Regions from separate parts of the Homo sapiens genome. Here region 1 is linked to region 2. Evidence: read pairs that join two places in POLR2A ChIA-PET (ENCODE). Cell type or tissue: OCI-LY7. All regions are shown on one strand. Links, peaks and the distances in the headings refer to the core of each region. The heading gives the core; the rest is flanking DNA. Region 1 overlaps SYNE2 (spectrin repeat containing nuclear envelope protein 2). Region 2 overlaps SGPP1 (sphingosine-1-phosphate phosphatase 1).

Region 1 (5,381 bases), core at 218-5,217, 140 kb after region 2:
CAAAGTGCTGGGATTACAGGCATGAGCCACCGTGCCTGGCCCTACCCCGTTGTATTTTAAGAGCATTAGTTGGCACTAATATCATATAAAACATTAATTGCAGTGTAGGCTGGGCACTGTAGCATATGCCTGTAATCCCAGCATTTTGGGAGGCTGAGGCGAGAGGATCACATGAGCCCAGGAGTTTGAGACCAGCCTGGGCAACATAGTGAGACCCCAATCTCAAAAAAAAAAATTAGCTGGGCTATGGTGGTGCATGTCTATAGTCCCAGGTACTAGGGAGGCTGAGGTGGGAGGATCGCCTGAGCCTGGGGGATTGAGGCTGCAGTGAGCCGTGAGAGACACAGTGAGACCCCGACTAAAAAGAAAAAAAGGAATGTAGGTAAAACAAATTCAATTTTACTATGTGTGTTGTTGAAGTGAGCACATAAAACAAATTCAAAATGATACAGTTATGTTTGACAGTGGAGCAATAGTAAATTGGACTTAAAAAACTTTATTATGAAAAATTTCAAATATATTCAAAAGCAGAGATAATAGTAAAATGTACTATTGCATAACGATTACCCAGAATGAATATTATTAAATCCTGTCAATCTGGTTTTACCCAGGTCCTCACATATCCCACCCGTGCTGGATTATTTTGAAGCAAATTTTATACATCATATCATTTTATCCTTAAATAATTGGATTTTAAATTATTTGAGATATTAAAGTGCTAGAAATGAATTTGAAACCAAATCATGTGTAGCCATTTCCTGGTTTCCCTTACATTATAGATAAAACTTATCTAGAGCTAATTTACACAAAAGTTGGATAAAACAAAACAACAGTTGGACACATGTACATATATTCGTATTTGCATAACATCTACTAAAAGTATACTTTTTTTGTTGTTGAGGCGAAGTCTCGCTCTGTCACCCAGGTGGGAGTGCAGCGTGGTGTGATTATGGCTTATTGCAGCCCTGACCTCCTTGGCTCAAGTGATCCTCCAGCCTCGTGTTTTGATATTTTGTAGAGACCGAGATCTCACTGTGTTGCCCAGGCTGGTCTCAAACTTCTGGGCTCAAGAAATCCTCCTGCTTTAGCCTCCTAAGGGGCTGGGATTAGAGGCGTGAACCACTGTGCCTGGCAAAAATAAGTATACTTGTCACTACCGTGAATACATTTTATTAAAACATTTTATTTACTGTCATTATGTTAGCAATATGTGCATTATACTTATAGATAATATTCTAGAATAGTAAGAAAGACTATACACGCATGCCCTGCCAAAATTGAATTGTTGCACTTGAAGGGGAAATTTTAATTTGAAAGGCAGGTTTTTAGGAAGGTAGATATTAGGTTTTGGGGCAGTTTTTATTAGAAGGTTTTGGGGCAGTTTTGTTTTTTTTTTGTTTTGTTTTGTTTTTTTGGAGACAGAGTCTCACTCTGTTGCCAGGCTGGAGTGCAGTGGCGTGATCTTGGCTCACTGCAGCCTCTGCCTCCTGGGTTCAAGTGATTCTACTGCCTCAGCCTCCTGAGTAGCTGGAGCTATAGGCATGCACCACCACACCTGGCTAATTTTTGTATTTTTAGTAGAGGTGGAATTTCACCATGTTGGCCAGGCTGATCTCAAACTCTTGGCCTCAAGTGACCTGCCCGCCTCAGCCTCCGAAAATGCTGGGATTATGGGCCTGAGCCACCGTGCCTGGCCTTGGGGCAGATTTTTAATATATGTAAATTAAGAATTCTCAGTACTCATTTCAGCAGTTATGTTGCCTCATTTGGAAAGAAAAGGTATTCAGCATGTGGGGATGCATAATACATTTTAAAAATCCGTTCGTCTTAGTCAATGTGCTCCATGGTGTCTTTTTTTCAAGGTTCGAGATGACACATTTAGTAGGAGATCAGGTTATGGGATAGTTCATGTTTGGAGAGGGGACAGAATTGATTTACAGACATACCACCTGTTTTCTCCTACTTTGGCTTTGGAGGACAAGTTGTAGTATCCTGAGGAAAAGCTGATTGTATCACTTATGACTGAGATTTTCATCTTTAGCCGCTTCTGTGTGATACATGAATTAATGGGTCATAACATAGGAGTTAGCTAATTTTCATTTTAAAATATTACTCAGAAGATATTTTTATCTTAATTGTACATTTCAACAACATAAATAAGCTGTTCAAGACTGTCTCCCATGCCTCCAAAACAAATAAAAACCCCCCACAACTCAAATGCATATAAGCTGTTACTATAGTATAATGGTGAGTTATAGCCAGTGTATGATGGGATTGTTGATAGAATAATGCATATTAGAGCTTTTAGTTCAAAAATTTGAGATAGTGATTCAGAAAGAAAAAAAGGAATGATTATCATGAATTCTGTTTATTAGAATTCTGTTTATTAAAGAGTTAAAGATATGTTTTATTTTTTTATCTTTATTATCATTATTTTTTCGAGATGGAGTTTCGCCCTTGTTGCCAGCGCTGGAGTGCAGTGGTGTGATCTTGGCTCACTGCAACCTCCACCTCCCGGGTTCAAGCAATTCTGCCTCAGCCTCCTGAATAGCTGGGATTACAGGCGCACGGCACCACGCTTGACTAATTTTTTGTATTTTTCGTAGAAACGGGGTTAGCCAGGCTGGTCTCGAACTCCTGACCTCAGGTGATCCACCCGCCTCAGCCTCCCAAAGTGCTGGGATTACAGGTGTGAGCCACGGCGCCTGGCCAAGATGTGTTTTATTATTTGCACTTGTGTAATGGCAAAGAAAATAGGTTACTAAGCTTGCTCTTGTTAGAATATCCTTTGTAGTCACTCATTTGATGATGTTGAGTAAGAATCTTTCCTCTGTTAATACGTCTTTGTTTAAAAGAAAATAAGTTACCTTTGTAGTCTTTGTACATTTTTCTTTGCAGAAAGTTTCCCCTCTGCTGGATAATAATTAATTTTATAAAAGTGTTTAATCCAGTACTGATTATATTCCCTTGTGAGCTGGATGAAAAGAAACTTCTGAATGTTTGTAACCACAGATTGATGATTTGGTTACAAAGACTCTCTGTTGGTGATGGTTTCTGAGAACTGGAAGGTAAGCTTGTTCCTTGGGTGAGTCATCATGTTGTCTTGCAGTCGGTCATGTGTTTTCTTAGCAACTGCTGTTGATTTCAGGTTTGAGCAGGGTGAGCATGTTTTGAAGTGATCCAACAGATTCTTTTAGGTTATATATGGCTGCTAAATCTTATACACTTACTGTTACTATTATGTGTCTTACAAGGAGTGAAAGATTGAATTCTTTTTTTATCTCTACCTTCCAAATCATTTCTTTTCTAATTTGTTTTTCAGGGGTAGTGAGGACTGGGAGTGGGGGTAAAAAAGGAGAAAAATAAATGAATCTGGGATATCATGAGTCTGCCTGTTTATGCCCCTGGACTAGAGCAGAACCAAAAGGACCTCCATGTGCTGATAGGGTTAAATATGATTTCCTGGGGTGTTGATCTTGAGTAATACTCCGTGTGCATACATTCTATAGGAACAAGTGAATTTTAGAAATGTCTGTGGTATAGTGTAGTGGTTAAAAGCTTGGGTTCTGAAATCAGTCTGACCCCTGGTTCAAATTCTAGCTTTGCCATATACTAGAGGTGTTATTTTGGGCAAATTACTTAACCTCTCTGAGTAGAGTTTCCTCATCTGTAAAAGTGAAACTAAAATCCCACGTACTTATATTACTGAGATAATACAGGTAACAGAAAGCATAGTACCTATAGAACACATGGTAACAAATGCTAGTTATTACATTCAGTTCAAGGGTGCAGTACACAAGGGGCTAGGTATCAGGTGTTTAGGGGACAGTCAGAAATGAATCATATATGAGCCCTAATTCTTCAGGAACTGGGGGAGATGGCCTTGTAAACAAGTCACTGTAGTATTATCTAGAATGGAAGAAGTGCCAACTGAAGTACAAGCAAGGTGCTGTGGGTGCATAAAGCAAGTGATGCCAACTTTGGGGAAGTTAGGGCTAATTTTGTAAAGCATTTGCCATTTGAGCTGAGGGTGTATTGCCAGGCCTAGAATGATGAGTAGGGCTTTTATGGGTGGAGAGTGGAGGAGAGTGATTCTCCTGCCTTAGCCTCCCAAGTAGCTGGAGGCTACTCCCAAGTGGAGGAGAGTAGATTTTGTATTTTTAGTAGAGATGGGGTTTCACCATGTTGAGCAGGCTGGTCTTGAACTCCTGACCTCAGGAGAATCACGTGAACCCAGGAGGTGGAAGTTGCAGTGAGCCGAGATCACGCCACTGCACTCCAGCCTGGGCAACAAGAGCAAAACTCTGTACCCACCCCCCCCCCAAAAAAAAAGAAAAGAAAAAAGAAATTTATCTGGCCTTTAAAAAAAAGAACACCAGGCTGGGCAACCAAGCAAGACCTTGTTTTTACAAATCAAAAACAAAAAACCTGTTTCCATCTACTTCTGAGATTCCTTTTTCTTTAGCATATCTTCTAGCTCATTAAAAAAGGATTTATGGATCTTCTTGGAAGATAACACTTCCAACAACAAAAATGTTCCTTCTGACCCTTTATCTCCAATGACTTGGATTACAAAATTCTTCAATTTTCTTTTCATGGAATTTCAGACTATAGTTTTGAGATTTCTAAGAAATATTTTTTTCCTTATCTCAAATCCTTCCCTGTAGAAATATCCCTGATATGTCCTCAGCCCCCAAAATACATATAATATGTTCTCAACCAACAAGAAACACCACTTAAGTTGTTTCCTCTCCGCTGGTGAACAATTAGAACACTGCTTTAAAAATGTCTTATGCATTCCACAACATTTTCCTGAGTAGAAACAAAACTCGAAACACCAAAGGAACTTGAGATGTCAGACTACTAAAACAAAAGAAAATCTCTGTGGTATTCTTTGGGTGAACTCTTTCAATTTACTTAAAAAGCTGGCCAACTAAGAGAGGTACTAAGATTTGCATCTGTTTTAAAACACTTATTTTGGCCAGGCATAGTTGCTCACACCTGTAATCCCACCACTCTGGAAGGCAAAGGTGGGAAAATCGCTTGAGCCCAGGAGTTCAAGACCAGCCTCAGCAACACAGCTAGACCCCATCTCTATTCTTTTTTTTAAAAAGCTTATCTCAGTATTTCTATATTCCTTTGGACAACCTACAGTGCAAAAAAAGTGAAATATCAGTGACACCTACTTTGTTATAGCTTAAAAGTGAGAACAGGTAAATTCTCTAACATACATGATCAAAATTGTAAGTTCTGTATTTGAAAATAATGATAAAACAGCAATAAGAATCACTGGCTGGGCGTGGTAGCTCATGTTGAAATCCCAGCACTTGGAGGCCAAGGCAGGAGAATCACTCGAGCCCAGGAATTCAAGACCAACCTAG
Region 2 (5,381 bases), core at 192-5,191:
AGGAGGATCATTTGAGCCCAGGAGATTGAGACCAACCTTGGCAACATGGTGAAACCTATGTAAAAACAAAAATGGTAAGAAAAAAAGAAGAAATAGAAAAAAAGGAAGGAAGGATGGGAAGGAAAGAGAAAAAGGAAAAGAAGGATGGATGGATGGAAGGAAGGAAGAAAGAGACGGAGGGAGGGGAAGGAAGGTCTTTGCAATATATTACTAAGTGATAAAAGCAAGATCCAGAACAGTACAGTATATTACCTTGTGTATGAATAATAAACTATATAGGCCGGGTGCGGTGGCTCATGCCTGTAATCCCAGCACTTTGGGAGGTCGAGGCGGGTGGATCACCTGAGGTCAAGAGTTCAAGACCAGCCTGGCCAACATGCTGAAACCCCATTTCTACTAAAAATTAAAAAAATTAGCCGGGCGTGATGGTGGACGCCTGTAATCCCAGCTAGTTAGGAGGCTGAGGCAGGAGAATCACTTGAACCTGGGAGCCGGAGGTTGCGGTGAGCCAAGGTCGCACCATTGCACTGCACTCCAGCCTGGGCAACAAGAGCAAAACTCCGTCTCAAAACAAACAAACAACTATATAAATGTATGTCTGCAAAAGTAGAGACTACCTCTGGGAAGCTAAACAAGAGATGTCTAACACTGAATCCTTCAGAAAAAAAGACCCTAGAAGCTGTGGGACAGAGAAAGAAATGTACTCTTCTTTTCATGTTTCTTTTTTTGAGACAGAGTCTTGTTCTGTCAGCAGGGTTCAAGCAACCTCTGCCTCCCAGGTTAAAGCAATTCTCCTGTCTCAGCCTCCCAAGTAGTTGGGACTACAGGCACCTGCCACCACACCCAGCTAATTTTTGTATTTTTAATAGACACGGGGTTTCACCATATTGGTCAGGCTGGTCTTGAACTCCTGACCTCAGGCGATCCGTTCGTCTCGGCCTTCAAAAGTGCTGGGATTACAGGCGTGAGCCACAGCACCCAGCCTAATTTCTGTATTTTTAGTAGAGACAGGCATGGTGGTGGGTGAGCCAAGATCGTGCCACTGCACTCCAGGCTGGGCAACAGAGCAAGACGCCATCTCAAAAAAAATACAAAATTAGCCGGGTGTGGTGGCACACACCTGTCATCCCAGCTACCCAGGAGGCTGAGGTAGAAGAATCACTTGAACACAGGAGGCGGAGGTTGTAGTGAGCCACGATCATGCCACTGCACTCCAGCCTGGTGACAAGAACAAGACTTCGTATCCAGAAAAAAAAAAAAGGAATTAGTAATAAGGACTTATAAACTCAGGAAAACGTGAATTTCAAACACAAGTATCGTGCTCCATAAAAAAGAGGCAAGCCAATTCAATTTTTTAATAAACTGTGTTTCTTTCCAGAATTACCATAGTGATCAATTTTTCTTGGATCTTGCAGCCTCCTCTGGTCTTTACTGTGACCTACTTTTGTAACTCTTACTTTTTGCCTTTCTTCCATTTATCTTTTCATGACCTCACAGATATCTTCTTCTATTATTTACAGTAAACAACATTTTGACAGAATATTCTTATGTGTCTTTCTTTTCCAAAGCTCTTACTATGTTTATCAAATTTTTTATTTATATTAGGTGACAAATCAGCATTTGATTTCAGTCAACATCTTCATACATGTTTAAAACACAAATATTTGTGGATGTTGCATATGTATGTACATACACAAACACAAATTATCTTCTCAAGGTATATAAAAGCTATTCTCATATTTTAAGAATACAATCATATATTTCAAAAATAATATTACTGCAAGCATACCTTAAAAATCACACACAAAGTGTGATTTAAAATGAATTTTCTATATAAGCTGCTGAGTCAGTCTGAGCCCCTGACACTTACTGGCTAGGTTACTTTGCTTAAGTTACATAATATAACCTCCCTGTACCTCAGTTTCCTCATCTGTAAACCCATGCTAGTAATAGGAACATTGGGGTATTATAGAAGAGTAAATGAGATAAAAGACATTTCAAACAATGTCTGATTCATAGTAAGTGCTTAAAAATATATATTAACAGCTGGGCGCAGTGGCTCATGCCTGTAATCCCAACACTTTAGGAGTCCAAGGTGGGCAGATCACAAGGTCAGGAGTTAGAGGCTAGCCTGACCAACATGGTGAAACCCTGTCTCTATTGAAAAAAAAAAAAAAAAAAAATTAGCCGGGCGTGGTGGGGCGTGCCTGTAATCCCAGCTACTCAGGAGGCTGAAGTAGGAGAACTACTTGAACCCAGGAGGCAGAGGTTGCAGTGAGCCAATATCGCACCACTGCACTCCAGCCTGGGCAACAGAGTGAGACTCCATCTCAAAAAATAAAAAATAAAAAATAAAAATATTAACAATGCTATAACATTATTATTATAAAATATAATTATTATAATAAAAAGTAGTAAAAGCACACAAAATGAAAGACTAGTTGGCAATGAGTTGTCTATAAAGTAAGTGCTACAGCTAATTTTTAGCAGGGCAAGGTGGCTGACGCCTGTAATACCAGCACTTTGGGAGGCCGAGGTGGGAGGATCACTTGAGCTCAGGAGTTCAAGACCAGCCTAAGCAACATGGCAAAACCCCGTCTCTATAACAAACAAACAAACAAACAAAATTAGCTGGTGGTAGTGTGTGCCTGTGGTCCCAGCTACTTGGGAGGCTGAGGTGGGAGGATCACTTAAGCCTGGGAGGTCGAGGCTGCAGTGAGCCGGAATCGTGCCACTGTACTCCAGTCTGAGCGACAGAGTAAGACCCTGTCTCAAAAAAAAAAAAAAAAAATTAATCTAAAACCTTCTAATTAAATAAAGTATACAGTTAAAACTGATTACATTCCATATTATTTAAAAATTAAATTAATTCAAGTCAAACAGAGCTTTAAAAATTAAGAAATTTTATTTTTGAAAAGAACATGCAAACATAAATGGAAAAGGAACGTCATATTGTTTATCTTATTCTTCAAAGGACTATTTATTGTCTTTATATCAGATGCTCCTTATTTCTTAATTTTTTTTCCAATTCAGGCTACAAAAAATTCCAATGAATAATATGAGAGCAATAACCATTATCCTAGGCAATGGATCTCAAGTTATTTAATCCTTGGGAAAAGGTCATAACATTTTCTATCCTCCATCACCATAAAATTTATATACAAAACTCTTTAAGTAATTACTTGGAGCTATACTATTCCAATCTCTCCTTTGTCTTATAACGTACCTTAAAAAAATTCAGGCAGGGTGCAGTGACTCACGTCTGTAATCCCAGCACTTTGGGAGGCTGAGGGGAGTGGATCACGAGGTCAAGAGATCGAGACCATCCTGGCCAACATGGTGAAACCCCGTCTCTACTAAAAATACAAACATTAGCCGGGGGTGGTGGTGTGCGCCTGTAGTCCCAGCTACTGAGGAGGCTGAGGCAGGAGAATCGCTTGAACCGGGGAGGCAGAGTTTGCAGTGAGACAAGATCACACCACCACACTCCAGCCTGGGTGACAAAGAGAGATTTCGTCTCAAAAAAAAAAAAAATTCAAAGACTGGAATTTCAAAGAAGCTGAGACAGCAATCTTGAAGAAATACAACTAACTCCTCACTCATCTAATGGGTCAGAATCTCTGGGAAACTTACCCTGGGAAATGTAGAAATCTGCATTTTTAAACAACCCCGAGTTTGTACGCTGTCTTTTTTTTTTGAGATAGGGTCTTGCCCTGTCATCTAGGCTGAAGTGCAGTGGTGCAATCACACCTCACTGCAGCCTCAACCTCCCAGGCTCAAGTGATGCTCCCACCTCAGCCTCCCTAGTAGCTAGAACTACAGGCATGCGCCACCATGCCCAGCTGATTTTTGATTTTTTTTTGCAGAGACAGGGTCTCGCTATATTGCCCAGGCTGGTCTCCAACTCCTGGGCTCAAGGGATCCTTCCGCCTCAGCCTCCCAAAGTGCTAGGTGTACAGGGATGAACCACTACACCTGGCCATATACTGTCATTTTAAGTGTAAGTGAGGAATAATGAAACAGAAAGGATTAATTTAAAATGCTCTGGGTGGTGAATCTTGAGCAAATTTCAATGAGGGCAGAAACATTAAGTAGTAGGTAGTAGTGAAGTAGTAAAGCCAAGACAAAGGAATGGTATAGAACTCAGTTTCAAGAGATGTTTCAGCACGCCAGGCATATATAAGTAACCATACCTGTCCCAAATAAGCAGCTGAGGCACAGCAGATAGGCAAGACTGCCAACCAAAACTTATTAGAAAAACACCAGGCTTTCATTATTTAATTCTTCCCCCAGTTTCTAGGGGAAAGGCTTTCTATATAAGCCTCCAATGCAGTACAATACTAATTCACAGAGTAGAGGACCCAAACAGCTGAAGCAAAGGAAGGTACTTTTGTTTTCAATAGATAACAAGGATCTTTAAAAAAAAAAAAAAAAAAAAAAAAAGGAAAAGGAAAAGGAGGCCAGGCGCGGTGGCTCACGCCTGTAATGCCAGCACTCTGGGAGGCCAGTGGTGGGGAGGCCGATGAGCGGGGGGCGGCTAATTTTTTGTATTTTTTAGTAGAGACGGGGTTTCACTGTGTTAGCCAGGATGGTCTCAATCTCCTGATTGAGATCAGGAGATTGCAGAGAGCCGAGATTGCGCCACAGCACTCCAGCCTGGGCAACAGAGCGAGACTCCGTCTTAAAAAAAAAAAAGGAAAAGCTGGCACTTGGGAGGCCAAGGAGGGAGGATAACTTGAGCCCAGGAGTTCGAGACCAGCCTAGGCAATATAGTGAGACCCCGACTCTTAGGGAAAAAAAAAAGGAAAAAGGTTAAAAAGCCATCTTGTTTTTTGTACTGGATTATTAGTCAAACATTTATAAACACAGAACTTTCATATAAAGGAGGCTTAGGCCAGGCGCAGTGGCTCACGCCTGTAATCCCAGCACTTTGGGAGGCCGAGATGGGTGGATCCCCTGAGGTCAGGAGTTCAAGACCAGCTTGGCCAAAACAGTGAAACCACATCTCTACTAAAAATCCTTAAAAAATTAGCTGGTGTGGTGGTAGGCGCCTGTAATCCCAGCTACTCGGGAGGCTGAGGCAGAGAATTGCTTGAACCTGGGAGGCAGAGGTTGCAGTGAGCCGAGACTGCACCACTGCACTCCAGCCTGGGCAACAGAGCGAGACTCCGTCAGGAGGCTTTCTTTCAGAACAACTAACCGAAAAATCATGCAAATTTAGAGTGAAAAAATGTAAAATAAGAAATTTAAAGCATTACAAGATTAATTTTAATGTAACTGGTCAGTTTGCACATCTGTAAAATGACAGTTTGAAACTAAGTGATTTCTAACATCCGGTCTACTTCAAAGTCTAAAATTCTATGATACGCAAATTTCTTAAA

The links. Peaks named below come from ENCODE experiments on the same cell type or tissue, not always from the same donor. Only the 100,000 strongest peaks of a DNase experiment are listed, where the experiment ranks them.
Region 1: POLR2A ChIA-PET joins it to region 2 with 12 read pairs; 3 of 35 experiments call an interaction of 5 or more read pairs at or near these places.

The regions. Positions count from the first base shown.
Region 1 is chr14:63,861,402-63,866,782 of GRCh38, forward strand. All of the region lies in intron 1 of SYNE2 (spectrin repeat containing nuclear envelope protein 2), which reads left to right. Among named protein-coding and RNA genes, the nearest start is that of SYNE2, 11 kb to the left of the region's middle. RefSeq lists an enhancer at 2,971-3,030. In OCI-LY7, for the core only: no CTCF peak of the experiment used is centred there; DNase peaks (open chromatin) are centred at 950 and 3,090; H3K4me3 peaks cover 4,091 bases; H3K27ac peaks cover 4,799 bases.
Region 2 is chr14:63,720,199-63,725,579 of GRCh38, forward strand. All of the region lies in intron 1 of SGPP1 (sphingosine-1-phosphate phosphatase 1), which reads right to left. Among named protein-coding and RNA genes, the nearest start is that of SGPP1, 5.2 kb to the right of the region's middle. In OCI-LY7, for the core only: no CTCF peak of the experiment used is centred there; no DNase peak of the experiment used is centred there; H3K4me3 peaks cover 1,902 bases; H3K27ac peaks cover 1,824 bases.